2 separate regions of the Homo sapiens genome follow, and region 2 is linked to region 1. A link is an interaction called in ENCODE POLR2A ChIA-PET data of the cell type or tissue named here. Cell type or tissue: GM12878. All regions are shown on one strand. Each heading gives the region's core, and the rest is flanking DNA. Links, peaks and the distances in the headings are about the cores only. Region 1 has its middle 11 kb from the start of CDK17. Region 2 holds the start of LINC02452 (long intergenic non-protein coding RNA 2452).

Region 1 (8,960 bases), core at 3,961-8,960:
ATTTCAGCAATAAGAAAGCTGCAGATGTTGTTAGTGTTAAGCTTCATGTAATAGAAAGAAAGAGTAGAAAAGCATAAATTAAGCAGGTCAGGGTTCTAGCCCTGAAGGAACATTGCATAGTAATAGGGCTTTGCAATCAGTTGGATTGGATGGGAGTCCTAATTTTGTCACCATGAGATTTTGCTAAATTACTTAACTAAAAGTTTCTCCATATGTAAAATTGGGTTAACAGTTTACTTGCCAGGTTGTAAGGATTAAATAAGATAATGAATGTAATGCATTGTATCTCAAGTTTTTCTGTTGTAAGTGACATGAATAACAACTCAAACAATACAGAAAGGGGATTTTGTTGTTGTGTGATTGAAAAGACTAGGGGCCGGGTGTGGTGGCTCACGCCTGTAATTCCCAGCACCTTGGGAAGCCGAGGTGGGTGGATTACCTGAGGTCAGGAGTTCGAGACCAGCCTGACCAATATGGTGAAACCCCTTCTCTACTAAAAATACAAACATTAGCTGGGCATGGTGGCATGCGCCAGTAGTCCCAGCTACTCAGGAGGCTGAGACAGGAGAATTGCTTGAACCTGGGAGGTGGAGGTTGCAGTGAGCTGAGATCACGCCACTGTACTCCAGCACAGGTGACAGAGCAAGACTCTGTCTCAAGAAAAAAAAAAAAAGACTAGGGATGGCGCAGACTTTAAGGTCATCTTAGCCAACAGCTGTCCCGATGTCATCAGAACCTGGTTCCTCTCCTTTCAGTTCTGCTTTTGGTGGCCTTGGCTCTCCACCCATTAGGTCAAAAGATGTCTGTAATATTTATAGCTCTAAGCTTCTAGGTTCAAGTCCCAAAGGAAAAAGGGAGTAACATCTTTAGTAGCACAAATATTAGCTTTATTTAGCTCAGCTTAAATCACTGACTGTCACTGTGGCCAAGGCAGATGAGTGATTGGCTAGGGCCTGGACATATGCTTAACCCCAAAGACAGGGTGGAGTCTGCCTCAGCTGAATCACATGTGCTGAGAGTATGGGAAGGGCGGTCCTCCCAAAACAAGAAACAGGTGCTTTTACCATAACTAGGGTGGTGGATGCGGGGCACCCACTTAATTAAAATGCAGGAAGCCAGGGATGAGTGGGCTTTATCACTAGCCAGATTCAGGAAGATTGTCTTTCATCTGGGCTTCTGTCTATGTGCCAACCTCATTCTTTATAAGTTCACTGACAGCTCTGAGATCACACCTTCACAGTTCCTAATCCAAGGGGAAGGAGGTCCATTTAGAAAATTCCAAGGAAAGACTCTGATTGGCCTGCATCATACTAATCAGAAGGGTCCCACCAGACTACATGGAATGGGGAAGACGCAGTTGTCCAAAGGAGTGGAGGGTGCTTCTAGCAGAAGTAACAGGTGTGGGGTGGAATGCACGACGGTCAGAAACCACTGGTGTCCACTATACATGGGTAAATGCCAAGGGCATAATCAGAAATTGAAAATCAGAGAGGGCCGGGCGTAGTGGCTCATGCCTGTAATCCCAGCACTTTGGGAGGCTGAGATGGGCAGATCATTTGAGGTCAGGAGTTCGAAACCAGCCTGGCCAACATGGTGAAACCCTGTCTCTACTAAAAATACAAAAATTAGCCTGGCATGGTGGTGGGCGCCTGTAATCCCAGCTTTTTGGGAGGCTGAGGCAGGAGAATTGCTTGAACCCGGGAGACAGAGGTTGCAGTGAGCTGAGATCACACCACTGCACTCCACCATGGGAGGCAAAGCGAGACTCCGTCTCAAAAAAAAAAAAGAGAAAAAAAGAAAATTAGAGAAAGTATAAATTTTGACAAGTATAGGAGGGCAAAACAAAAAAAGGGACAAGTGAAGGGATAAACAAGTTGATACTGTAGGATACTACTCAGCAATAAAAAGGAATGAATTACTGATACATCCAACAACATGGATGAATCCCAAAATAATTACGCTGAGCGAAAGAAGTCAGACCAAATAAAGAGCACACACTGTATGGTTACATTGTTATAAAACTATAGAAAATGCAAAATATAGTGACAAAAAGCAGATCAGTGGTTGCCTGTGTCTGAAGAAGGGAAGGATTACCAAGGCGCATGACACTTGTGGAGGATGACAAATGTGTTCTCTTTTTTAAATCATTGTGGTGATGGCTTTATGGGTGTACACTTATCAAACTGGACACTTTAAAGATGTGCAGTTTATTGCATGTTAATCTTTCGGTTAAAAACAGAAAGAGAATGGGATCCAAAACACTGTGCTGTTTAATGGCCATTTGAAACCACTGTATTATCTGACCTGTCTGTACAAGCCTGAATTTTTCAAAACACACTGTTAAAAATGTGGGCTTTCTGTAAGTATATCTATATAGAAGTCACATCGCTTAACCCATAGTTGGTTTCTAGCCTCAGGGTCAAAGAAGAGGTTAATATAAGCTATAAGTATACTTTAAAAATACTTCTTTTTTCTTTTTTTTGAGATGGAGTCTTGCTCTGTCGCCAGGCTGGAGTATAGTGGCATGATCTTGGCTCACCACAACCTCCATCTCCGGGGTTCAAGTGATTCTCCTGCTTCAGCCTCCCAATTAGCTGGGATTACAGGCACGTGCCACCACACCCAGCTAATTTTTGTATTTTTAGTAGAGAGGGGGTTTCACCATGTTGGCCAGGATGGTCTCGATCTCTTGACCTCGTGATCTGCCTGCCTTGGCCTCCCAAAGTCTGGAATTATAGGCGTGAGCCACTGCGCGCCCAGCCAAAATATTTTTTTTGACATTTTATCTCTGTAGTGCAAGAGTGTAGCAGTGGGCAACAGTGAGTGAGGCGTGCCTGAAACCTACTTAACTCTATGTAAAATATTGACCTGGTAAATCCAGGATATCCTGTTAAAGCAGACTGTAATATGCAATAAATGTCAGTTCCCTTCTCCCTCTACTTCCTCAATGTGGAAATAATCTGAAAAGTTTGAGATATTGTTCCATCTCATGTGTGTATTTAATGTAAATTTGCCTCTTTTTATATTCCTAGTCTGAACTGTAGATCATCTGTGCAATTAAAGGTGCTTTCCTTCTAGGCAGGGAGAAAATTGCCATTAGGTAGGATATCTTATTTCTTTGGGCACCCTGATACTCAAAGTCATTAGATAAATCACAATTAAAATTGTTTTCTTGAGCTCATAACAATTACTCATCCTTAAATTCTAGTTTGATTGGAAGGCATCAGAAGTGCTGATGCCTTCTGCAAATGCAAAGACATTTCCAAAGACCACTTGTGTTGTTTACAAGATCATTTTCTTATAGTGTTAAGAAAAAACACTTAGTAATGTAATCTGTTTAAAAAGATTTTTGAAGAATCGTGGTGTGTAATGAAAAAATAAAAAATAAGATAAAATAAAATAAAAAGTTATTTTACATGTTGGGATCATTCACATCATTTTAAATGAACCCACTGATAAGGTAGTCAGTGCCTGTCTGTGCATCATGCTTTATTCCTTTACTACTTTCTATCAACTGCTAGGCATGATGGAATAAAATATTTCAGGCCTTTTTTATTTCACATAAATGTTCTAAAAAATTTTAGCATGATGCAGCAGAATATAGAATTCAAAGTGGGACAGGTGTTGTGGTTCATGCCTGTAATCCTAGCACTTTGGGAGGCCAAGGTGGTAGGATCGCTTGAGGCCAGAAGTTCCAGACTACCCTGGGTAACATGCCAAGACCTGGTCTCTAAAAAAGAAAAAAAATTAGCCTGATGCAGTGGCTTGCACCCGTAGTCCCAGCTACTCAGGACATTGAGGCGGGAGGATCACTTGAGCTCAGGAGTTCAAGATTACCATGAGCTATGATTGTGTCACTGCACTCCAGCCTGGACAGCAGAGTGAGATTCTGTCTCTAAAAAAAAAAAAAAAAAATAGTGAAAGGAACCTGAGCCTGGGTTTAGATCTGGGCTCCACCATTAATTGTAAGATATTGAGAAAGATAGTTAATCTTCCTGAGCTTCAGTTCCTTCATATGTAAAATGTTTGTATCTCATAGGGCCTTTCATGAGGATTCAACATGACACCAAATATAAAAGTGCCCACCAATAATTGGCACTTTACAGGCAATGAGTAAACGTTAGTGTTCTTCCTTCCACTCCCGCACACCATGACTGCAAAAGTCATGGAAAAAAATACTTTGAAGAAAATGCATCTAGGAAGGCAGAGTTTATAATGCTCAAAAGAAGTCATCTGTCTTCTATGGAGATGCACTACAATATTTAGCAAAAAGTAAAGCAGAAAAAGAAACATTTTTTGCTTGAAGATTTGCAGCCCCATTTAGGCCAAAAAAAAAAATCTATGTTTATTTCTTAGTGTATTATTCATCATAAGTATTACCTAACATTCGGAATATGAAGGGTCAGTAATAGCTACTGTGAACAAAATACATGTCGTTTGTGATCTGAAAAGATTCTCCTGTAAGGGGACCAAAGCACCTGAACCACAGATTCTTATTTACCTGCTTTCTATAACCTGTATTTACAAGTACAGCTATAAATCTAAATTTATTTTATCGGAGGAACTCAAACAATTTTAGGATTGGAAACTAGAAGTTATCTAACTGTCATATATACTTTTTTTGAGACAGAGTCTTGCTCTGTTGCCCAGGCTGGAGTGCGGTGGTGAATCTCAGCTCACTGCAACCTCCGCCTCCTGTGTTCAAGCTATTCTCCTGCCTCAGCCTCCCAAGTAGCTGAGACCATAGGTGTGCGCCACCAAGCCCAGTTAATTTTTGTATTTTTAGTACAGACAGGGTTTCACCATATTGGCGAGGCCGGTCTCGAACTCCTGACCTCAAGTGATCCACCCCCGGCTTGGCCTCCCCAAGTGCTGGGATTACAGGCATGAGCCACCGCACCCGGCCTCATATATACTTTTCAACTACCATTTCCTTCAAGAATTCCTTCAAACAATTTATATTTCATGTCTACAATGAACCAGGCACTGTAAATAATGGAAACATGACACAGGCAATGTCCCAGTCCTCAAAGGGCTTAGTGTCTATCGGGGTGAAGAAGGTCTGGCCATAACTTAAAAAGAGCTAATAGCCTAAGATAAAAGTTTGAATATGCTGCTCAGTAGAAGAGGGGGACTTCTAGCTGGGAGAAGTGGTAGGAGTAGGAAACCAAAGCAGGTTACATTGCTTAAGAGACAAGTTGATGAGCACTTACTGGTGCCTAATTAGGAATCTAGCATTGAGTGCTATAGAGAATGCAGCAGTACCTTAAGTGGCAATCCTTGGCCTCAATGAATGCATAATATGTAGTTTGACCAAATATCTTAGCACAAAGCAGAATTTGGAAGGAAGTCAACCTATTTCTATTCGTTCTATAGCTTCTGACATATTTACTTCAAATGTTAATTGTTTATTAACAGTAAAACTACATGCAAGGTTTTTTATTTGCTTACCTGAGAAACACTGCCTTTCTTTTTGTATCTGATTCCTGCCTTTTGCTGTTTTGCAAACTGAATATCTCAGCTTTTTCCTGCAGGTCACATACTTCCAAATCAGATTGAGACAAGTCTGTATGGTTCACACAAGTGACACCAAGCTAGCAAAATACAACAGGCTCAAACTATGCTGGAATTGAGCCTGAGGGGGACTGATCAGTTTTATTCAAAACAGAGAATGAACTGGAATGAGAAGAAGCTTTAAGTAGACTTTGAAAAGATGATAGAGGAAGAATGGAAGAAAAAGTCATTAGGTTTTTAAGAACTTTCCACTTTTCCCATATAATATAAAATATTAATTTATCTCTTCCCCTTTTATCTTTTTTTGGTAAACACTTTTAAAATCATACATTAGCAACATCATAAAAAAATTTAGAAATGAAAGAAAATTGCCCATAACTTTACAACTCCAACACAGTAACTTGTATCATTTTGGAGTATTTCTTTTTAGCCTTTATTTCATATTCATATATGCTTTAATAGTATACAGGTAGATTTGTATTATGTTCTTCATTTGTCATTATCGTAAATACTTGTTCCTGTTGCTATAGAGTCTGCATGATTATTCTATTTGTTGGCTGCCTAATACTCTGTGACCTGTGTTTTGTGAACCTTCCCTAACTCCCTGCAAAGTCTTTCCCAAAACGTGCCTAGGAGTCATTGGAGTGAAGGGGTGCCACTCTTGTTTGGGGTCCTGCCCAGTCAGCTACCATATAGATCATTTAATTCCCCTTCTCCATTGCTGGGTACCACAATGTTTTCATGCAAGCGGAGTCTGCACATGCTGCTTTGAATGAAGGGTTTTAATTTTTTTCTTTGGTGTTTGCACACATTGGATTTATTTCAGATTACTCCATTTATGTGAATAAACAAAAACGAGGGAAGAAAATTTTTTCTAAGATTTTTTTTCTATATGAAGGAAGTCAATTTCTAATGCATTAAGATGCAGTGTTTACCAAAATTGGGGATGGGGGGGTGTTTATGTGCATTTTTGTGAGAAATCAGATACAGGGATGGCTGCCTCTGCCACCATTTCCCTGGATACTATTAACTTCCCAGATGGGATGTCCATTTTAGTTTATTCTCCCAAACCACCCACCTTGATTTCACCCACTGCTGCTACAAACTAAAGGATTCCTGCTTACAGTGGGGAAATTGGACTGGGAACTAACAAAGGCCGTTGGGATTCCCAGCAGTAGGTACCTGTTTTTCCTAGACTACCTTTAAATTATACTCATTCATGAAAAGAAAGTTTTTGTCCACATGCTGGGCTTAATATGAATTTTTAAAAAATATTTGCTCCTGGGTTCCAACTCTGACTCTGTCACTTATAACCGTGTATTCCTACTTAGCAAGTCACTTAACTTCTTTGATCTCCATTTTCTCATCTGCAGATTGGGATAATACTTTCTGCTTTGCAAAGTGATTGTAAGGAGGCCAGAGGCAATGCTTATATAGTTCTCAGCATCACAGCACCATATTGATATTGATAGCTAATGTTGTTATTTATTGTTCATATACTAACAGCAGATGTAATTCAAATAGCCTACCCCATCTTCGAAATGGCAGACAGGAAATACCAAGAGTCAAAATCTCAACTCTCTTTTGTTGTTTTGATCGGCAATTAAAAAGAAATTCTTGGCTGGGCACGGTGGCTCACACCTATAATCCCAGCACTTTGGGAGGCTGAGGCGGGCAGATCACCTGAGGTCAGGAGTTCGAAACCAGCCTGGCCAACATAGTGAAACCCCATCTCTACAAAAACTGCAAAAAAAATTAGCCAGGCATGGTGGTGCATGCCTGTAATCCCAGCTATTCGGGAGGCTGAGGCAGGAGAATCCCTTGAACCCGGGAGGTGGAGGTTGCAGTGAACCGAGATTTCACCATTGCACTCCAGCCTGGGTGACAAAAGTGAGACTCTATCTCAAAAAAAAAAAAAAAGAAAGAAAGAAAAAAAGAAATTCTTGAACTCAAAAAAAAAAAAAAAATTCAGGCTATGAAAAGATATTTTATTGAATTAAATGTGAAAATGTATGACTTTTTTATACTTGAAAATTAAAAAAGCTTTAAATTAGCTTCCTGTACCTTTTTCTCTTTAAAGCAATGGGTTTATTTCAACATATAGCCCCAAGAACTCACCAAACTGTAGTATAAAGTATTATATCCAGAGTTCAGACAATGGCAAAGTGACACACCAGGAAAAGCCAGAGTTTGGGTTTTGAGAATAGAGACACACCCAGGTAAAGGCTGGTGTTGGTTATTTCAGATGCTTAAATCTGCTATTGGATTTGTAACTGGGACATCTGTCATTAAAGAAGAAAAACAAGCAGGAACAAGATGCGGTAGGTGGCAGATGGATTTTCCAAGCAGCTGGCAGTTAGCACAGGTTTGGACAGGTTGGAAGTCAAGGTTGAGAAAATCTGATAGTCACACATTTGGAACAAAAGACTTCACTTTCACATAATTTTGTTGTTTGTTTTATTGGTTGTTTTTTTGTTTTGTTTTGGTTTGGTTTGGTTTGATTTGTTCTGGTTCCAAATAACTTTCTTATGTCACTATGGGATGCCCCATTGAGGAAATGTAATGGCTACATATATAGTAGTTCATATAGTACATGTCTCTTACGCCTTAGACATAAGATAACTGGATTCAAATTCCAGTCCTAACACTTACTAGCTGTGTCACCTTAGGCAAATGTTTGATGTTCCAGGGGCTTCACTTATTCACTATAAAATAAAGTCGCCATTTATTTATTGAGACAGGGTCTCCATCTGTCTCCCAGGCTGGAGTGCAATGGCATGATAATAGTTCACTGCAGCCTCTGCCTCCCAGGCTCGAGGTATCCTCTTAACCTCTCAGGTAGCTGGTACAACAGGTGCATGCCATCAAGCCCAGCTAATTTTTGTATTTTTTGTAGAGATGGGGTCTCACTGTTTTGCCCAGGCTGGTCTCAAACTCCTGGACTCAAGCAATCCTCCAGCCTTGGCATCCCAAAGTGCTGGGATTATAGGTGTGAGTCATTGTGCCCAGCCTAAAGTGGGTGTTTAAACGAGCAATTCTTAACCCTGTTTATTGGTGGGAGAGGGTCATTCACCTCTTTTGACCTGATCAAAGATAAGAATCACTTTCTCACAAAAATGCACATAAACATCCCGCCTAATTTTGGCACATATTTTATCTTATTGTATTAGAAATTGACTTCTTCACACAGAAAAAAAATCCTATAAAAAATTTTCTTCTCTCATTCTTGTTTATTCACGTAAATGGAGTAATCTAAAATAAATTCAGTGAGCAAATACAAAAGAAAAAAATTAAAATTCTTCCCCCAAAGCAAATTTCAACATAAAGGCTGCCATTACTTGACTTGAGAAGAAATTACAGCATAGTCTTACATGGTAATATGCTTGTCATTTGTGGTAAGTCTATCAATTTTGATAGCAACAAATGTAAGAAAGCCCAGATTAACA
Region 2 (16,794 bases), core at 11,439-16,438, 240 kb before region 1:
AACATTGGGGTTGAAGGAAAGCATTGGTTCATACAATACAAGGAGGTTAAAATATTTTTCTCCCACAGATCTCATTTCTGAGAGGCTGATTTTAAGTTGGTTGTCTCACTTGCGTGGAAACACTCTTTCTATCTACGTGGCTTTTGGCCCGTCTATTGACATCCATATTTAGAACATCAGTTGGGTACCCAAGGATGAGCATGAGTGGGGCAGAGGCGGGTGGCTCCCATCAAATACAGCCCAGGGGGTCAAGAAGCAGGGAGCTCTGGGAGCACAGATACCTCATGGGTCCCCTAGGACCCACAGGGAGGAAGGAGTCTGGAACATTTTGTCCTGCCTGCAAATATCCTCACACAACACAAGAACCACAGGCAGCCACCATGGTTGCAGTGGGTGTGAGGAGCTGGAGTTCCTAAACAAGATGGGGCAGGAGCATGACCTCTTTGGTCTTAGTCAGGACCCTGGATTGAGGATAATGTGACCTGGGAAAACCAGGACCCCACTAGGGTGGAATCAAAATGCTGTTTCTGCTTCTTGTGCTCTTGAGGGTAGTTGGAAATGGATTGTTTCAGGGCTCCATCTAGCAACTGCCCAGTTTCTGAGTCTAAGCTCCAACACGAAGTGTTGACATTGAGTAGGAAGGTCCTTCTGTTTATGGAATACTGTGGTTTATGTAATTCCTATGTTTAAGCTTTTTCTCTAGGTAGTAAAATGATTGATCCCCTCAAAATAGAATCATCTGGGGTTGTTTTTAGATGAAATAAAGCATCTAGACAGACCCTGATTTTTGTTCAAATTGGCTGAATTGGCTGAACTGGGTTAAGTGGAAAATACTAGGTCAACCACAAGCCCACTATGAGTCTTGAGAAATGGACTTAGCTTCTGTCTGGATCCTGTATTACCCTGCCTGAAACATATGCTCTAAGGCAGCTGTGAAAGGGAACTGTTTTGATTTATGTGAGACCCTGAGCGAAGGATTTCAGTTCTCTGAGTGTCCACGCCATTGATGGTACATGCAAACTACACACACTACACACAAACACACACCACATTCACACACACTACACACACACACACACACACCACATTCACACACACTACACACACACACCGCATTCACACACACCACACACACACACCACATTCACACACACACCACATTCACACACACTACACACACACACACCACATTCACACACACTACACACACACCACATTCACACACACTACACACACCGCATTCACACACACTACACACACACACCACATTCACACACACTACACACACACACCACATTCACACACACTACACACACACAGCACATCCACACACACTACACACATGCACCGCATTCACACACACTAAACACACACACACCACATTCACACACACACACACCACATTCACACACACTACACACACACACACACACCACATTCACACAAACTTGTTGGAGTCAGTCAAGCCCCACAGCCCTAAAAGGCACTTCACAAAAGGGTGAATGAGAAGAGAAAGCAAACCTGAGATTCTGTGGGGCAATTGACACCAATCCCCCGTCCCAAACATCCCCATTTAAATGTGATTAATTTGCAATTCTGAAAGATGTCATTTGTGTCAATCCAGGAACGCATTCATTTTGGGGTGAGCGGAAATGTCCCCAATTTCTGGTGGTAGCGGATACATCTGAAAAATGGAATCGAATCAATTTTGCTCCCGAGAGGGACAGGTGGAGGACTCCTATTTCCTGCCAATTCAGTTGGAAACAATGAGGAGAGAGGAAAAAAAATGGAGCCCTCCCTTCTCTTTCTGGCCTTAGACATGAACTCCTGATAAGATCCTGGAAAACAGGCAGCGTTTTTAACAGCCGGTTGCCCTCTTCAGCTGAGAAAACAGCACGAGCCAAAACTAGGAACCGGGGCCACCTCTATTGTGAATGTGGCCAGGCTGACTTATTGTCGCCAAACAGCAAATCATGAAATGACTGAGATAAGGAATATAATCACATTTTCACATGAACCTTACATTCTTACCTCTTCTATAGGAAAGGATATCCCTGCAGGAAGGAGGAAGGTGGGGCCTGCCCATGTTCTGCAGCAGGGCTGGGACTGCATTGTCCAGGCTTTTGTAGGGACACAGGAAGAGGGTACGGAAGTTTCTACAGGAAAACAGAGAAAAGTTCAAACATAAACAGCATCCAAAAAAATTTACCAACAGCAAACTAGATTTCCTCTTTGGGCCTCCCATGCTTCCATGCACCCCTGGACTGGCAGATTTTAATCTTGGATTCTGTTCACCTTGGTAACCTCCAGCGCGTGTGATTATGCTGTTTCCCTACTTATTAAGTTAAAAGGATGTGTTTTCTATGGCAATGGAGACAAAAACAATCTCTTTCCAGAGACTGTATCCTGGCCTGGCCGGAGACTGTTCTGTCTTTTCCATTTGTCATTTCTGGGGAGGGCATGAGCTTTCCTGAAGTTCCGTGTGTGATAGGGCGGCTCCCTTTCAGGAGCATTTGAACAAAAGCTGAAAGTGGCTACATCATTGCTTCCCACGAGGCAGGGGTTTGGTTCGGCTCCCTGGTTTCAGCCAGAGATGAGCTTTGAGAAACTCAACCATAAGGGACACAAGAAATGTATCCTCACTCCACCCCCAAGTAACTAGTGAGGGCTGGAGTTGTCCCTTTCCACCCCGCTTGCCGTCTGTCCTCCCACCCCCCAGGGCTCAGAAGAAGCTGCCACAGGAATCTCGGCTGCCCACCCTGAGGCCGCACAGCTCTGGTTTTAGGGTTATGAAAACCACGGCTCTAACAGGGAGAATTCCATCACTAAATCTGAAAGAAGAGGGCCTAGATGAAACCAGGGAGCAGCTTTGGGGACTCACGCCACCTTATGCCTCGGCCTTGTGTTTTAAACCAAGTCGTTCCTTTCTGCCTCTGGTTACATAGATAGGTGACAAAAAAAAAATTATAGAAAAATGTTATCAGATTCCCTGGTTTTGGGAAGAGGGGCGTGAGGGAAAAGGCCTTCTCAAGGGCAAACTTTGAAATGTAAGAAGTTTCTCTCCACTCTTCTTCCTGACTGAAAGGCTTCACATTGGCTAGGGATCACAGAAGTCACTTCCACACTCGCTGTAATGGGGACTGCCAGGCACTAAAAGGAGCATCCGTCACCTCTCAGATGGGGCCAATCACACATTTCAGGAGCAAACAGTTACAGTTAGTAGACAGATTTCCTAGACACTTGCCCTTATGGGAAATTAAAGTACCCCCTACCCCCCTCAAAATAGCTCATAAGTCTAAGGATCTTCCCCAGCCCATCAGAGGATGGAGTTCTGAGTGGACTGTGCTAGATTTTTAGGGGATATCTTTTTCTGAATTGCTTTTTCCAGAACGAATGACTTCCATTATGTTCAGCCAGGGACCAATTTTTCACTTAAGTATGTAAAGCAAAATATGACTTTTTCCCTGGATATGTTACAACAGAAAGCTTTCCTGACAGCTGCCAGGCAGGTGATTAAAGCGTATTATATAAAAGCCCAGGTACAAGTAAGAGGGTGACCTTGAGTTCTCAAACCAGTGTAAAATGCTATTTAAGATGGATTCAGAGAGCTCTGCTGTGTGTAAGGAATGCCTGCATTTTCAGAAAACAGCAGATGAAGACTCATTCATGCAACACACACGTATTGAACAGCTGTTGCCCTCCAGCCCTACATTCATTCATTCATTCATTCATTAATGCATTCATTCATTCATGTGTTCATTCATTTATAGAAGGTGCCAGGCACTGAGTTACATTTGAAGAACAATCAGGGGTGATTTTCAACACATGTAACAGGAAGGCTTTCACCCTAACTCACCAGTTTTGTTTTTCAGGGTTTCAGGAGGACTTTGGAGATATTGCTGGGCCTGTGCTGGAGGCCCTTTGCTCCTGTGTCAGGTGTTAACCCTTGAGTCACTTGGTGCATTTTGATATTTTAGTAACCACTACAGCTTGCCAGCTGGCTCAGTCCTGAATACAGTAATATACAAGTCCTTGATCTCTGGAAGCCAGCATTTTAGAGTCTGCTACATTTCCAGAAAAATAAGCCTGAGTCCCAAGCTGACCTGAGCCCAAAGTCCTGCATGGGCTTCAGGAGGTTCTCAACTCCCATGAAAAGGAGGCAGCAAGGGCCCTTCTAATCCAAGGCTGAGCATCAGATGGAGCTTGAGCGAGCCAGGGAGTCCTGCTAAGGATGATGAACCAGGAGAGGGACTCCCCTGGCTCTCCAAGCTCTGTTTCTCACAGGACCCAGTAGGGCTGTGGCCTCCACCTGTGGAATCAGGCCTGCCACACTCCAAGACCAGCAGGCCTCTGAGCAGGGGGTCTCTAAAATAGCCCAGCAGATGACTCAGTTCCAAGCTTCCACTTTGATGGTAGGGCTTCTCACCTGTTGCTTTTCTTACAGCCAGCTCTCTTCATACATTTAGGTTACCTGCCTGGCCCCTATGGACATGTGATTCCTCAGCTACCCTCTTCCTAAACACAGGTTTCATTTAGAGTCAAAGTTAGAAGCATATTAACCTAGGCCTGAGCCTGTCTTAACTTATTTTACCCGTAATGAGGGTGAACAGTCATCATTATTGCTCTGATAAAACATGTACAGGAAGTCTAGAAGTATGCAAGGGGCTCACCTCTCTGGTGAATTGTCAGCAAGTATCAGGTTAAAGGAAAACAGTGAGAAGAGAAAGCAATAATGGGCAAATTTAAAGTAACTATTGGAGAAAGCTTATAACAATTGGGAAGAAAATCTTGGATTCCAACAGCCCCAAATCATGTAAGACCTACAATTTCTACATGAGTACCAAACAATCAAGTTATTAGGTTATTAAATGAAATTCACTATGATTACAAATAGTTTCCTGTAAAAGTCCAATATTGTATAAAATATTACTATAAACCAACATTATTGTCTTTAAAACTCATTTACTGGAAACTTTGCATTCAGATACCGGCCATCACCATCTAACTGGTCCCCTTGGAAGACCTGCTCCTTTTCCCATGACACCCCTACAGAAAACATTTTAGAACTCCTTGTCCCAAATCCTTGTGTGGGCTAATCCTCAAAGCCAATTTATAAGTCACTTAGAAAAAGACTCTTATATTGTTTTATATTCATATATTTTGTTTGTTTCTTTGTTTTTTGAGATGGAGTCTCGTTCTGTCGCCCAGGCTGGAGTGCAATGACACCATCTCGCCTCACTGCAACCTACACCTCCAGGTTCAAGTGATTCTCCTGCCTCAGCCTCCCCAGTAGCTGGGATTACAGGCATGTGACACCACACCTGGCTGATTTTTGTATTTTAGTAGAGACGGGGTTTCCCTATGTTGACCAGGCTAGTCTTGAACTCCTGATCTCGGGTGATCTGCCCACCTTGGCCTTTCAAGTGTTGGAATTACAGGCGTGGGCCACCACGCCTGGCCATGTATCTTATTTTTGATCCAAAATAGTAACATCTACTTTTTTCACCATTATCTAGATATTATTTCTGTTCCAAAATGAAGTCTATCAAATAATGAACATTTATTCATACTGAAATTGAAAGAGGCTGGGTGCAGTGGATTACGCCTGTGATCCTAGCACTTTGGGAGAATTGCTTGAGGCCAGGAGTTTGAGACCAGCCTGGGCAACAAAGAGAGACCCTGTCTCTACAAAAAATAAAATAATTAGCCTGGTGTCATGGCATGTGCCTGCAGCCCCAGATGCTCAGTACTACCTGGGTTAGTCACAAAGTATATGGTGTTGAGCAAAAGAGATGTACAGCTAGAATTTGTGCAAAGAATCAGACAAATTACTTCATGGGAAGTTTTTTTTTAAACATTAAGCAAAGATGGTCTTTGTTTCCTGACAACCATGTAGCCCCTGCCTAGTAGATGAGTCGATATAGAATGGGTGGATGCCAGGCAGAAGAAAGAGGTCATTGCTCAGCTTTGAGGGTCACACTCAATTTTTAAATCCATAAGACAGGCTGGGTATGGTGGCTCACACCTGCAGTAATCCCAGAGTTTTGGGAGGCCAAGGCAGGAGGATAGCTTGAGGCCAGGGGTTCGAGACCAACCTGGGCAAAAAAGCGAGACCCCCCCCCCCCATCTCTATAATTGATATATCCATGAGACAATAATCTTAAAAGGCAGGTTTGGTCGGGGAGTGGATGAAGAAAAAGTGGTAGGTGGCAGGGAGGGCAGTGGTTTGCCTTTACCTGCAAGAGGCAAACCTACCGCACAGCTTCACACTGCCTACACTATAGTGTGAGTCAACGGAGACCATGCCACAGAGTCATTCCCACCAGCCAGGAAGGGTGGGAGAAAAGGGAGGAGGACGAAGTGGGAGTAAGAAGAGTGTCTTTGCATTCAGGCCCCTTTGCCATGAGCAAACGTTAGAGCAGGGATGTTGAATGGCCCAGGTGGTGGAGAGGAAGCTGGCTCAGAGAAGGCAGAGCTTTGCTTTCTGCTTGGAACTCAGAGGAAATTGTCTAGCATGGCATCCATGAACTGTGAGGGCAGCCACAGCAGGGGCGAAATGGTGGTGTTGGGCGTGTTTTCAGGGAAAGGAGCCTGTGATTGCTCCCCGTTTCCTCTTGACCTGTGTGTAGCCTGTAGGGAACATCGAAGTTCCCCAAGACATACTCCCAAGACAGCTGAGAATGCAGGCTCGTGAGCTGGCGGGCAGGGGATGATGCCACGGCAAGCCCAGATGTGGCCAAGGGCTGGAGGGCAGAGCTGCCCCCACACAGCCCAGGTGTAGATGCAATGGTGGCTCCCATGAGGGGGTCTTATCCCATGATAGCCCCCCTGGGCCCTGCCCAACACCCTGAGGGCCTCTGACCCACCCCTCCCTGCAGCCGGACCCTGTATTGAGGAGGATGGGCAGGGAAAGCATGCTTTAGAGAAAAGGAAGCAATCCTGATAGGAAGTTTCAACTTAGAATTAACTGATTATTTGGGCGAAACAGATTGTTTTAAGCCGGAAGAGGCAGTTACTTTTCATTGGTAAGTGTAAATTTCTTTTCCCCTCCACTATCAGCAGGAGTGGGAACAGATGAGACCAGTTATAAAAATAAATGTAAACGACATTTTTCAAACAAAAAAACCTGAGCCGTAGTGTGTATATGTCCACACCCTGCTGGTAAGTATGTGATTATAATTAACCATGAGTCCTGTGAAGAGAAAGTCTCTAGTGCTTTGAATGCATTTAATCAGGGCACATAACATAGACTGGCAGGCGGCCCTCGGGGACAGTCACTAGAAGGAAGTGATATTAGAGCAGAGACTGGCTGGAGGGTTAGATAGGCAGGAGAACACGACAAGGGCTGCAGGAGGAAAGAGGCTGGTCCGGGGGGAGAAGGGAGAAGGTTTGCTGAGCTAGAGGGCCAGGAAGGGCCTGCGAAGAGTTGCAGGAGACGAGGGGCGAATGCCAAGTGCCCTTTTAGCTCTTCTTAAGTTTCTAGTTCACTCAACTCAGTATAATCTATTTAAAATGCTCCTCTATTTTTCCAGGGGAAAACAACAACAACTATAACAAACAGTGTGCTTTAGCATTCAGAGATCTTCCGAGAATAAGTAAAGACAGAGGCAACAAGCTTCGAGCCAGGGAGTGGGCCGTGCAGCTCAGGCAGCTGCTGAGAGCTTAGACCGCTGCTGCTGCTGCCCACACTTGCCAGATTCTACAGCCCTCTTGGCCTTCAGACAATCCCATGCCCTGCCAATCTCTCCAACCCTCTGGAGGGCTGGCTCAGAAGCAGGGCTGTCCCAGTCTGGGTGTGGGGGCTCACGCCTGTAATCCTAGCATTTTGGGAGGCCAAGACAGGTGGATCACTTTAGGTCAGGAGTTTGAGACCAGCCTAGCCAACCTGTTGAAACCCCGTCTCTACTAAAAATACAAAAATTAGCTGGGCGCGGAGGTGGGCACTTGTAATCCCAGCTACTTGGGAGGCTGAGGCAGGAGAATCACTTGAACCCGGGAGGCAGAGGTTGCAGTGAGCCAAGATTGTGCCACTGTGCTCCAGTCTGGGCAACAGAGTCAGACTCCATCTCAAAAAAAAAAAAAAAAGAAGCAGGGCTGTCCCTCCTATGGGGCTGAACCAGAACACAAGAGACCATGGAGATAGAGACAAGAGGACCAAGGGCTCCTGGCTAAACCTGGTGTCCCTCTTTCTCGGCATCTGGATTTCTCACGGGCACCAGGGATGCGGTGGCATCACTGAGAATTTTCCTGGCCAGACTAATGGGTCGGAATGGTAGTAAGAGCAGACAGAATCAAGCCTCATGTGGATATAGAACAGCCAACCTGCTCTAAGCCACCGGTACACTGGCCTAGGCTACTATAACACTCTTTTAACTGGTCTTTCTGCTCCCACTCAGTCCACTCTACATTCTTTTTAAAGAGCTATTTTTACAAAATAAATCAGATCATGTCTCTCCTCTGCACAAAACCCTTTAATGGCTCCCCATTTTGCTTTTAATAAAAATTAAAAGTGCTTACATGCCTCCAAGCCCCCACGATTGGTTCTGCTTACCTCCCCTGTGTCAGCTTGTCCCACTTGCTCGTTCCATGCCGTGCACATGATGCTCCTTTGGTGTCTCCAATGTTCCTGTTTTTTTCCTGGAATCTCCTCTGGACCTTCTAGAGCCCAGTTCCTTCTTTTTTTTTTGAGACAGGGTCTCACTTTGTCACCCAGACTGGAGTGTGGTGGTACAATCACAGCTCACTGCAGCCTCAACCTCCTGGGCTCAAGCGATCCTACCACGTCGGCCTTTCAGAGTGCTAGGATTATAGGCATGAGCCACCACACCTGGCCTAGAGCCAGGTTCCTTCTGCCACTCAAGTCTCAGTCCAAACTCCTTCAGGGAGGCTGATCCTGAACAATGTTATCTAAAGTGGCACCTTCCCATTCTCATTCTGTCTTACCACCCTGTTGATGCCTTTCATAGCTTGTATCAATCTAGTATTTTCTTGCTTATTTATTTGCTTATTTATTGTCCATGTCCATTACTAGAATTTGAATTCCTTCAGGGCAGGGACTTTGCCTTGAGCAATTCCTGGCACAAAGGAGGAATTCAATTAGTACTTGTTAGATAAGTACATGAACGAATGAATGAATGTCCTCTTACCAAGGAGAAGCCAAGGTAATGGAATGAGTCTGGACTACAAACACTTCCATTATGTGATTGGCACTGGGGGTGTTGGTGGAAAAAAGACAAATAAAATGTGGGGGCGGAGATGGGAAGTTGGGTTGCCCATAAAATTCGCCCACAATCTCATGACCGAGACAAGAGCAGTTGACTAACCCTAATAGAAACTCTAGAAGAAGTGTTATGGTCGGAACAAAATGTGCTACTTTTGACTGCGGAGTTGAAAATAGTTCACAGATCCAAATGTAGTTCAACAATGCAATGAACAGTAAACTTGGGCATTTACTGTTGTGCAAAACATGGAGCATTTCAAGATGAACAAGACTTGATCCCTGCCCTCAGGGAGCAGACAGTCGCAGGGAGCACACGAAGAGCCAGCCACAGAAAAAACTAATTTGTCTTTAAGGTGATTAAGTATGGAAGTAGCCAGGGGGAAATACACAGAGGGGTTCAGAGGAGGAAGGGATGGGCTCCACCTGAAGAGGGTGGGCAGACTTCAAAAGGTGAACAGGATTTTAGCAGGCTGAAAGGGCTAGGGTAAATGATGGCAGAACTAAAAATACCAGCAAGGAGGTTTGAATGTCCAGTGCGTGGTTCTGCACAGGTTGATGACAGCATCCTATAGGGAACTGGAAATACGGACTAGGAAACAAGTTTGGAAATCCTCAGCAGGTGTTGAAGCCATGGAGCTTGGGAGAGCTCCCAGGAAAAGCATATTAAACCAAGCATGCCTGAAGCAGGAGAACTGGCTGAGATCACCAACAGATGGAAAGGAAAGAAGACAGAGCTATGAGGACAAGCCCTTGGTGAATGCCAGGATTTAAAGGGCACATGGAGGAAAAGGAATCGTCAAAGGAGTGGTCAGAGAAATAGGAACCAGAATTTGGAGAGTTTCAACTCCCAGAATCCAAGAGACGCCTTCTCTGAGGGCTTCTCCACCTCCCTATTCATAACCCCCATCCTATTGGCTGCCACTTATTCAATGTCCATTTCACTAGACAAGAAATAAGGTCCACGAGCATAAGAAATGTTTCTGACTTGTTTATTGCTGTATCTCCTATACCTAAACCAGGTCTTGTCACTTAGTAGAATAGACATATGGACAATTGAATGAATATGTATTCTCAAATTATAAGGAGAGTTGAAAAAAACTAAAAGTTGTGAAACCTTGGATTTGGCAATTTGACATAAACATGATGTTTGACAGACCAATTTTAGGAATGGTGAAAGCCATAAAACTTATGTCACAAGGTTATTTGAATTAAATGAGCTAATATATATAAATGCCTAGCCTAGTGTCTGGATGTAGTTTGAACTCAATAGATGTTAGATAATTAATATTACTCCCTCTAGCCTTCACTTTCAGAAGCTGTTCTGGTGAACTAATTTGATTTGGTTTTTTGTTTGTTTGTTTTGTTTTGTTTTTGAGACAGGGTCTCACTCAGTCTCCCAGGCTGGAGTGAAATGGCGTGATCTTGGCTCATTGCAACCTCTGCCTTCTAGGCTCAAGCGATTCTCCTGCTTCAGCTTCCTGAGTAGCTGGGACTAGAGGCGTGTACCACCACACCTGGCTAATTTTTTGTATTTTTTTGTAGAGATGGAATTTCGTCATGTTGCCCAGGCTGATCTCGAATTTCTGAGCTCAAGTAATCCACCCACCTCGGCCTCCCAAAGTGCTGGGATTACAAGCATGAGCCACTGCACCCAGCCTGGTGAACTAATTCTTTACAGTGGTATTGTATCTAACAGATTTTGTCACTACCCTTCCAAGATATACTAGAGATGTATTGCCTTAAAAATGACAACTACAAAGCACTGCTTTAATTGATATATAATAGATGTACATAGTTTTGGGGTACATGTGATAATTGAATACATTCATATAATTTGTAGAAACCAAATCAGCATACTTGAGCTACCCATCACCTTAAATATTTGTCTATTTTTTATGTTACGACCATTCAAATTCTGTTCTAGCTATTTTGATCTCGAACTCCTGGCTTCTGGTGATCCATCCGCCTCGGCCTCCCAAAGTGCTGGGATTACAGGTGTGAACCACTGCACCCAGCCCTTTTCTAGCTATTTTGAAATACACAATAGATTACTGGAAACTATAGTCACCCTACTGATCTATTAATATCTAATACTAGGTCTTATGTATTCTGTCAAACCATATATTTGTACCCATTAATCAACTTCTCTTCATCTCCCCTCACCCAACCCTTCCTGGCCTCCAGTAACCACCAATCTACTCTCTATCTTCATAAGATTTGCTTTTTTAGCTCCCACACTAAAAAGTATGGGCATGTGACATTTGTGTTTCTGTGCTTGGTTTATTTCACTTAACACAGTGACCTCCGGTTCCATCTGAATTGCTGCAAGCGACAGGGTTTCATCCTTTTTATGGCAGAATAATATTCCATCGTGTATATGTATTACATTTTCTTTATGCATTCATCTGCTGGTGAGCACTTAGGTTGATTCCCTATTTTGGCAATTGTGAATAGTGCTGCAATACATACAGGAGTGCATATATCTCTTCAATATATTGATTTCCTTTCTTTTAGATATATACCCAGTAGTAGAAATGCTGGATCATATGATAGTTCTATTTTTAGTTTTTTGAGTAATCTCCATACTGTTCTCGATAGTAACTGTATTAATTTACATTCCCACCAGCAGTGTATGAGAGGTCCTCTTTCTCCACATCCCCACCAACATCTGTTATTTCCTGGTTCTTTGATAAAAGCCATTTTTAAATTTTTTTTTTAAATTTTTTGTAGAGATGTGGTCTTACCATGTTGCTCAAGCTGATCTTGAACTCCTGGGCTCAAGTGATCCTCCCACCTCAGCCTCCCGAGTAGCTGGGACTACAGGCATGTGCCACCATGCCTGGCTAATTTTTTACTTTTTTTTTTTTTAGAGACAGAGTCTCACCATGTTGCCCAGGCTGGTCTCCAACTCCTGAACTCAAGGGATCCTCCTGCCGTGACCTTTCAAAGTGCTGGAGATCACAGGCATGAGCCACCAGACTGGCCAAAAAAAGCCATTTTAACTGGGGTGACATGGTATCTCGTCGTTTTGATTTGTATTTCTCTGATGATTAGTGACATTGAACATTTCTTCTTATACAAAGCACTATTTTATGAAATACCTTTTAAAAATCCAGCAAAAGGAGATTTGTCTGTCCAATCTAGCTATGGCCTGGGAGCCTAATAGACTCCCAAGGGACCAGAAGATGAAATGGAATCTCCTTTCCTGTTAGGGAGATTCATAGAACTAAGGCAGCTGTGGCCAGCCTTGGAAATAGGGCTTTGGTATTCTGTTCCTAAAGCCATATCAGTCTAAAGAATGGCTCTGACAAGTGGAGTGGCTCAAAAGACTGGCTCTGTCACTAGGTTTGGGTAAAGAAGAAAGAGGCTGCAGGTAGAAAATGTCCTTGAAGGTGTGAAAACATTGGACTGACAAGCAGGAGGCATAGGTTCCCATTCTGGATGTGCCACTAACTCTATGAACTTGACCAAGGCACTTAACTTATTTGTGTATCAGACTCCTCATTTCAAGAATGATAGGCCTGGACAGGCGTGGTGGCTCACACCTGTAATCCTAGCACTTTAGGAGGCCAAGGCAGATGAATTATTTGAGCCTGGGAGTTCAAGAACAGCCTGGCCAGCATGGCAAAACCCTGTCTCCACAAAAAATACAAAAATTAGCCAGGCATGGTGGTGTGCACCTGTAGTCCCGGATACTTGTGGGCACATGAGATGGGGGGATTGCTTGAGCCTAGAAGGTCAAGGCTGCAGTGAGCTGTGTTCATGCCACTGCACACTGGCCTAGGAGACAGAGTAAGACCTTGTCTCAAAAAAAAAGAATGAGAGGACTGCATGAGCATCAAGGTCTTGGCAGTAGGTTGACTATAAAGAGGGCCACAACTTCTCCCATCGCTGCATGTTTGCTCCCTTTGCGGCATACTTTTGCTTTTTCTCCTATTAAGAAGTAGAATCTATTTCCTGTCTCCTTGAATCTGGGCTAGCCCTGTAACTTGCTTTGACCTACAGATTGTAGTAGAAGTAACATTATGTTTGAGTCTGAGCATTAAGAGATCTTGCAGCTTCCACTGTCATTCCTGCAATGATGCTGTACCCATGTGAACAAGCCTAAACTAGCTTCCTTAAGGATGAAAGATAATGTGGAAAGAGAGGCTCAGCCAACAGCCAGCACCAACCACCAGACATGTGAGTGAGGCCATCTCAGATCATCCAACCCCAGTTGAGTTGCCAGATGACCATAGTCACATGTGTGATTCCTGTAAGACCAGCAGAAGAACCGCTTAGCTGAACTCAACCAAATCACAGACCCATAGAGTTGTGAGCAAATAATATGGTTTCTGCTTTAACCCATTAAGTGGTGATTTGTTACATAGGAATAGGTAACTGATACAGCCCCTTTTATATCTGGTACTCTAGAAACTGATTTTATTACTTTTAAGGTATCAGGCTATATGATCTTTTAGTTGGATAGTAGGGTTTGCTGCAGATAACTGGAACAAAGGTTAAGTGACTGTTTCATTTCCTCCCCTCCTACCTCCAGCTTTGACTTTGAAGGCCTTCTCCTTGCAGTGCTGTTATGTGTGGACTTACTAGAGCTAGAGCTCTGCTGCCTTCCCACCCTGTCAGGACTTGGCTTGGAGTACACTGAGAAAACAAGAAGTGGCTTGCGTGACTCAGTGGTCCTTCCTACTGAGTCATTGAGTTTTCAGTTTCCACTCTCTGCTGGTTCCAGGGGATGTTCATTTGTTCATTTAGTCAGTATCTCTGAGCAGCTGTGGTGAGCATGAGGAAGGGTGTGGTGAGGGGAAGGTCTGGCTTGGAGTGAATGGGTGTCAAGGATCTGAGTAGTAGTTTTGCTCAGAGAGGGGCAAACCCACTGCTCCCTTCTAAGCTTTCCTGTAGCATCTCACACACACACTTCTGGGCTTCCTCAGAGGCGGCTCATTCTTAAGGCACAGAATTTCAGAGCTGAGGGAACTTTTAAGGCCAAGTTAGTCCAATCATTTTTTTAAAAATATGTATGAAAAAACTAAGTTCTGAGAAGTTAAAGAACAGAGGTAGCTTGTGGTAAAATTAGGCCCAGAATTCAGACCTATTAGCTCCAAATTTGGAGCTCTTTTTTTTTTCTTTTCTTTTTTTTTTAGATGGAGTCTCGCACTGCACACCTAGGCTGGAGTGCAGTGGCATGATCTCAGCTCACTGCAACCTCCACCTCCCAGGTTCAAGTGATTCCACTGCCTCAGCCTCCCAAGTAGCTGGGACTACAGGCACATGCTGCCACTCCCAGCTAATTTTCGCATTTTTAGTAGAGACAGGGTCTCAGCATGTTGGCCAGGCTGGTCTTGAACTCCTGGCCTCAGGTGATCTGCCCACCTTGGCCTACCAAAGTGTTGGAATTACAGGCGTGAGCCACTGCACCTGGCCTGGAGTTCTTTCTATTGCATTAAAAGACTCCATCAGGCCAGTCATGGGGCTTACACCTGTTATCTCAGCACTTTGGGAGTCTGAGGCAGGAGGATCGCTTGAGTCCAAAGTTTGAGACCAACCTGGGCAACATAGTAAAACCTCCTCTCTATAAAAAAAAAAATAAAAAAAATTAGCCAGAAATGGTGGCACAGCTGCTTGGGAGGCTGAGGTGAGAGGCTCGCTTGAGCCTGGGAGGTCATGGCTGCAGTGAGCCATGTTTGTGCCACTGCACTCCAGCCTGGGCAACTGAGTGAGACCCTGTCTCAAAAGGAAAAACAAAAACAAAAACAAAAACAAAACTCCCTCCAGGGCCCACACCGTCCTTCCTCCTACTAGTCCTTCCCAGCTTTGTATTTCAGGCATGCAACTAGTTTCCTCTTCTGGTTCAAAGTACAGATATAACCTGAGGAATCTTTCCTTAGATAAATTCCAACCACCAAATGATAGTAGGAATAATAACAACAATATACATTCAAAAAATATTTATCGGCCGGACATGATGGCTCATGCCTGTAATCCTAGCACTTTGAGGCCTAGGCGGGTGGATCACCTGAGGTCAAGAGTTCGAGACCAGCCTGGCCAACATGGTGAAACCCCATCTCTACTAAAAATATGAAAAGTTAGTGGGGCATAGTGGCGTGTGCCTGTAATCCCAGCTACTCGGGAGGCTGAGACAGGGGAATCACTGGAACCCAGGAGGCAGAGGCTGCAGTGAGATGAGATTGTGCCACTGCACTCCAGCCTGGGTGACAAAGCGAGACTCCGTCTCAAAAAAAAAAAAAAAAAAAGAAAAAAAAATTATCAAGCCCCTATTATTTGCCAGGCTCTACCTTAGCTTTTGGCAGAAGAGGAGAGACAAGGAATGAACCTGTGGAGAATATATCTTCTTGAGGAAGGTGGGGCAGACAACACACAAGGAAACAAGATAACCAGAGGTTGCTGTTATAATAAGTAAACAGGAGGATGGGATAGAGATGACTGGGCTGAGGAATGTATGATGAGGAAAGGCCTCTGGAGAAATGACATTTGAGCCGAGCCCCTACTGGCGAGGAACCAATCACTTTTCAAGAAAGGAAGAGCTGGCCGGCCGCGGCAGCTCACGCCTGTAATCTCAGCACTTTGTGAGGCTGAGGCGGGTGGATTACCTGAGGTCAGGAGTTTGAGACCAGCCTGGCCAACCTAGTGAAACCACGTCTCTATTAAAAATACAAAAATTAGTTGGGTGCGGTGGCGGGCACCTGTAATCCCAGCTACTTGGAAGGCTGAGGCAGGAGAATGGCATGAACCCAGGAGGCGGAGGTTGCAGTGAGCCGAGATGGTGCCATTGCACTACAGCCTGGGTGACAGAGCGAGACTCCGTCTCAAAAAAAAAAAAAAAAGAAAAGGAAAAAAAAAGAAAGGAAGAGCTCAAAGGCCCTGGACAAGAACAAACTTATCTTCAACAGGGGAGGCATGTGCTCTCCCTACTATGTATTTGAATGGGCGCATGGAGGGTTCTAAGTGATATGACAGCTTTACATTCTTGAAAATATCAATCAGCTGCTTGGATAGAAAATGGATGTTGAGGGTTGAGAGTGAAATTGAGAAGGTGGTTTATTGAATACCAACTACATGTGGGGTATTTTGTATGATTCAGCTCTACTCCTCTCAACACTCCAAAGTGGATCTTTTATGCCCGTTGTTTTATGAACAAGGAAGTGGAAACTAGAAGGGATCAAGGAACTCGCCCAAGACCAAAGAGCCGAGTCTGAACCTAAGACCATCTGACCCTTCCCCATGTAGCTCACAGCCTCCCTAAGATGATCATCCCACCCCTGTGCTAATACATTTTCTGTTTATCATCATTTTTTTTTAGATGGAATCTTGCTCTGTTACCCAGGCTGGAGTGCAGCGGCACAATCTTGGGTCACTGCAACCTCTGCCTCCCAGGTTCAAGCGATTCTCCTGCCTCAGCCTCCCAAGTAGCTGGGATTACAAGCATGTGCCACCACACCTGACTAATTTTTGTACTTTTAGTAGAGATAGGGTTTTACTATGTTGACCAGGCTGGTCTTGAGCTCCTGGCCTCGAGTAATCCACATGCCTCAGCCTCCCAAAGTGCTGGCATTACA

The links. Peaks named below come from ENCODE experiments on the same cell type or tissue, not always from the same donor. Only the 100,000 strongest peaks of a DNase experiment are listed, where the experiment ranks them.
Region 2: POLR2A ChIA-PET joins it to region 1 with 7 read pairs; 3 of 35 experiments call an interaction of 5 or more read pairs at or near these places.

Annotation. Positions count from the first base shown.
Region 1 is chr12:96,407,033-96,415,992 of GRCh38, forward strand. No RefSeq gene overlaps it. Among named protein-coding and RNA genes, the nearest start is that of CDK17, 11 kb to the left of the region's middle. RefSeq lists an enhancer at 662-711. In GM12878, for the core only: no CTCF peak of the experiment used is centred there; no DNase peak of the experiment used is centred there.
Region 2 is chr12:96,163,276-96,180,069 of GRCh38, forward strand. It overlaps LINC02452 (long intergenic non-protein coding RNA 2452), which reads right to left and starts at 9,205. Exons shown (of 3, transcript XR_945239.3): 1 at 8,552-9,205; 2 at 2,032-2,156. RefSeq lists a silencer at 3,016-3,310. In GM12878, for the core only: no CTCF peak of the experiment used is centred there; a DNase peak (open chromatin) is centred at 13,981.